Linked DNA regions of Homo sapiens: region 2 is linked to region 1. A link is an interaction called in ENCODE POLR2A ChIA-PET data of the cell type or tissue named here. Cell type or tissue: PC-3. All regions are shown on one strand.

Region 1 (2,500 bases):
CTTGTCCATCAAACAAAAGTTTACTTAGAAGTAAAACCTCTATAAACAACAACAACAACAAAAAAAAAACCTAAGAACTTTCCTGGGTATAGCAGGATTTTGCAGAATTGCTAAGCCATTGTATGAGGCCCTAACAGGGCCAAAACATAAGCCATTCAAATGATCAAAAAGCAGAAGGCTTTATCTTCTAGCTAAACAAAGGGGTTTACACAGTAATAAACCACACCTGTTCTTTATATTAACAACTCAGGATTAATTAGACTGCCAGCTCAAAAGATTTACCAACACGCGGCCGGGCATGGTGGCTCAAGCCTGTAATCCCAGCACTTTGGGAGGCCGAGGAGGGCGGATCACGAGGTCGGGAGATCGAGACCATCCTGGCTAACACGGTGAAACCCTGTCTCTATTAAAAATACAAAAAATTAGCCGGGCGTGGTGGCGGGCGCCTGTGGTCCCAGCTACTCGGGAGGCTGAGGCAGGAGAATGGCGTGAACCTGGGAGGCGGAACTTGCAGTGAGCCGAGATCACGCCACTGCACTCCAGCCTGGGTGACAGAGCAAGACTCCGTCTCAAACAAACAAACAAAAAGATTTACCAACATGCTACCTGGCTACATAATTTCAATAAGCACACTGCTCAAACCATCTGGGACCTCATCAAAAAAATACCTACTAAGTGTGACACAGTTCCTACCTTTCCTGGAACCTTTAATAACTCTAATTTCTACTAATCTTTGGTCCTTGCTTGTTTAACCTCCTTATAAAGTTTGTGTCTTCTGGATTATGGCAGTTCCATGTCAAAATAATGGTCATACAAAAATTCCAACCAATCCCTGCCTCGGATTCAGACTCTCCTAATAACCCACCCTTGGGACCCTTAAAACAGGCAGCTAGGAATTTCCATGCCCTAACTAGACATGGCCAATGACCCTAATCAACAAAAAGTAAATATAAAACACTGACCTCCTCCCTCCCTCATCAACCCTTAAAAATAAAGAATAAAAATCTCTGCGGGCAGTCAAATTAGGCAGGAATAATACACGGTGGTTGCAGGGAAATAAACAATTCCAGGCAGCAGCTTCACACAACTAGCAAAAGGAAACTGTTAAAATAGCTGCAAGGGCCAAGAAGACCCCGAAAATCAAGATGTGGGCCAAGCTGGCTAAGACTGATGGGAACCAACACAGCACTGGATTTGACCTAGGTTTCACCTAGGACCTCATTATACACTCATTAACATATTAAATTACACACCCACCAGCGCTGTGACAGTTCTAGGAGCACCCATATTTGGTGCAAACATGAGTGGCACCAGCTGGGCACAGTGGCTCACACTTGTGATCCCAGCACTTTGGGAGGCCGAGGTGGGCGGATCACCAGGTCAGGAGTTCAAGACCAGCCTGGCCAACATGGTAAAACCCCATCTCTACTAAAAATACAAAAATTAGCTGGGCATGGTGGCACGTGCCTGTAATTCCAGCTACTCAGGAGGCTGAGGCAGGAGAATTGCTTGAACCGGGACTGGGAGGCAGAGGTTGTAGTCTGGGCTACAGAGAGAGACTCTGTCACAAAAAAAAAAAAAAAAAAAAAAAAAAAAAAAAAAAAAAAAAAAAAAAGGATGATACCATAGTTCCAAGAAATCTTTACCTTTTTCCAGAAATCTTCATGAATATTCACCCCTTGGTTAAAGAAACCCATAAAGATGGTAACTCTAAACCCTATGGTGCAACTGTCTCTTGGTGCAACTGCCTCTCTTGAGCCGGCCCACACTCCCCTTTCTTTAATGTGTACTTTTCACTGCAATAAATCTCCATATTTTCACTATTTTCTGACTCATCCTTGAATTCCTTCTTGCAGTGGTGTCAAGAACCTGGATACTGGCCAGGGTCAAGGTCTCACCAACATTTGGGGACCTCCCCTAGCCCACCAGTTTTACCTGGAGCTCCGAGTCTCAGTCCTCCCAAGGTGAACGGGCATCTTCCCTGGACACCAGGAGGAAATGGGAAAGAAGAAAGCCCCCATCTCCTGCCACTCCACCTCCTCAGGGTTCACAAGACCCACACACCAGACAGTGCACGTTCCTTTACCAAAAAGCTAGGACATTTTCAGAGGGGAATCACTACGAGGAGAAGCAAACGTTAAATTTCACCTCTCCCATGTTGCCCAAGGGCAGCAGCTGGGGGCCTTGACTTTCATGACCTCATGCTTGAGATGTTTCCCTGACAGGTGGAGTGCAGTGGCACGATCTCGGGTCACTACAACTTCTGCTTCCTGGTGTAGGATATAATAAATTCCTCTTCAAAGGTTTTAGCCTGTAAATTGTTAAGTACAATGAGTTCTGAGATCCTCTCCAAAGAATCAATGTATCAGTTATGTTCAGCTCTTCATTTTAAAGTTTTCGTCTCCTTGCCCCTAGTTCCAGTAAACAACCACCTCCTAGCCTCTATCACCTGCTCCGTCCTGAGTCACTCCTGGTCACCTACTCTGACCTGAGTCATCTT
Region 2 (2,500 bases), 130 kb before region 1:
TAATCTCATGGTATTCGTTAAGAAAAAGAATAGAAAATTTAAAATACAAAAGTAGGTACAAATATAAATATTTAAAATGAGAAAAGAAATTACATCACTCTACAAAATTGAAAAAGCTCATACCAAAAACATCACACACAAAAAATTGAAAAAACACTATTTGTTAAATTAACTGCCTGGCATATCGCTAAGCACTTTCTCACTACATTTTTTGGCTGTGTAGTCTTTCATGGCCTCTTTAACAACATTTTTGTCATTCTATGGAGAGAAAAGGAAAATAATTGAGTCATTCCTCTCTCTAATGGTGGATCAAAATTTGTTATCGCTGCTAGCTTAGAAAAGATCCAGTTGTCCAACTCCTTATTTTAGGATGACTGTCAAACTTAGGAAACTACCAAGCCTTTTGTTATGAGCCATAAGCGATCAAGAAACTTCACATTACCTTGTACTGTGACAAATATATCTCCCCATTTTTTTGATGCTGGACATCTATGACCAAAAGACTTCTGACACACTCAGGTCACTGTGCTTGTAATTCAGCACAGTGGGGACTAGGGGTATTCCTGGAAGGCTAGCAAAAACGTAAGTATACACACGAGCCACATAAACTCAAACTCAGTGTATTCCCTACTCCAAAATGCCTAAAAATGCTCACAGCCACTCCAATGCCTCCAGATAGGCAAAGTCACAGTGGAAAAAGACAGTGGTCTCTTTAAACCTGTTAAGAGTTAAAATCTTTAAATCTGTTAAGAACAGATTTGGTTTAAAATACCTTAGTTTTGCTACTTATATATATTTTTTAAACTGTGATCGTGTGAACACGTCGCTAAGACCTCTTGCATGTCCATAGAAGAGGCCTGGGTAAGTTTGAGGGCCCAGAAGAGGAAGCTCTCCTAAGCGTCGGGGTTATTTACCGTAAAGGTCCTTTAAAAGGCGGAGCCAAAGGGAGGTTGCCGAGAGGCTGGGGCTGAGCTGAATTTCTCGGGTGAAGGAGCACGGTGGAGGCAGGGGGGCGTCGCCAGTCCGGCTCACGGCGCGTGGCCGGCCCAGGGTAGCTTCCCAAAGATGAAACTGTGGCCTCTCTCAGCCGAACCCCACTCAGAGATCCCCGCTGACCCATCCCCGCCCTCCTGCGACCCCTGCTTGGTTCCCAGAAAGGACAGCGACCTCCAACCAGCCCTCGCCCTCCGCAGGTCTCCGTCTCAGGTTTCAAAAGGAGCGCGCCCCCTTAGGCCCGCCCCTCACTTCCGGCCTGTAAACGCGTAGGTCCCACCGATCTCGCGATAGCGCGTCTTCTCGCCGCTGGCGCTCACCCTGGGCATCCTCGCCTACGTGTTGGTTGAGGTTGGCTGAGGTCGGCTGCTCTGTTGGCGCTTGGGATCGGGGCTTTCCCCCAGGCCCATCACGTGGCAGCATCGACTGGACTCTTAAGGCCACCGGCTCCTTTAAGTCCACCCGTCCCTGAAGGTTCCTATCGAGAGGCTAGGCGTAGGGAACCGCCTTCAACCCTGTGCCCACGGTCGTGTTGTGCTGCGCACGAGTGATAAGGACTCAGACATCCTAATGATTGTTCCAGGCTCTCACTGGGTGCCGGACACCGGGCTCCACACACGTCTTCTCAATGAATACCCACAATAACCCTGAGAGAAAGGCGTGGTTTTTTACCCTCGTTATACAATTGGGGAAACTGAGGCTCAAAAGAGTGAAGGAACCTGCTGAGGGTCACAGAAAAGGATGCGGCCGAAACTCGAAGTCAGTCTGGCTGCAGCTCTAAGGCCTCGTTACTGTCGTAGAGCAGTTTGTCAAGAAGTCCTTCGGTTCCTAGATTTCTAGAGGACGCTGGAGTTCATTGTGAAGTGCCGGGGCTTTGGGTCCACACAGATACAGGTGCATAGGAAAATCCAGGAACCTTGTTTGTTCTGTGACTTTAAATGACTTGCTTAACCTTTCTGGGTCTCATTTTTCTTCAACTGATAGATGGGGTTAATAATAATACTTCATAGAATTATCGTGAGTGTTCAGTGCCTACTCCATAGTAAGCTCTCAATAAATGGAAACTGCTACTGTTAATAATCTTTTATCCTCTCACGTGTTGTACAGTGTTCAAAGTGCAGGAGGTGCTTAATAAACCAGAGTGAATGGTGAATGAATGGAGGAAGAAATGTAAAGTCTGGCCAGACACCATGTGGTCCTTGCCTCCAGCCCCCTAATCTTATTTATTTATTTTTGAGACAAAGTTTTCACTCTTATTGCCCAGGCTGGAGTGCAGTGGCGTGATCTCGGCTTACTGCAACCTCTGCCTGTCGGGTTCAGGCGATTCTCCTGCCCCAGCCTCCTGGGTAGATGGGATTACAGGCACATACCACCATACCCAGCTACATTTTTTGTATTTTTTTTACTAGAAATGGGGTTACACCATGTTGGCCAGGCTGGTCTCGAACTCCTGACCTCAGGTGATCCGCCCACCTCGGCCTCCCAAAAAGTGTTGGGATTACAGGCA

Evidence for each region. ChIA-PET counts read pairs that join two places held together with the same protein. Peaks named below come from ENCODE experiments on the same cell type or tissue, not always from the same donor. Only the 100,000 strongest peaks of a DNase experiment are listed, where the experiment ranks them.
Region 2: POLR2A ChIA-PET joins it to region 1 with 5 read pairs; 2 of 35 experiments call an interaction of 5 or more read pairs at or near these places.

Annotation. Positions count from the first base shown.
Region 1 is chr2:218,777,464-218,779,963 of GRCh38, reverse strand. No RefSeq gene overlaps it. Among named protein-coding and RNA genes, the nearest start is that of CYP27A1, 3.4 kb to the left of the region's middle. In PC-3, no CTCF peak of the experiment used is centred here; no DNase peak of the experiment used is centred here.
Region 2 is chr2:218,907,864-218,910,363 of GRCh38, reverse strand. The region is part of intron 3 of LINC01494 (long intergenic non-protein coding RNA 1494); the gene reads left to right. LOC124906119 (a long non-coding RNA gene) reads right to left here and starts at 1,204. Exons shown (of 2, transcript XR_007088090.1): 1 at 915-1,204. RefSeq lists an enhancer at 1,340-1,509. In PC-3, no CTCF peak of the experiment used is centred here; no DNase peak of the experiment used is centred here; H3K4me3 peaks cover 1,056 bases.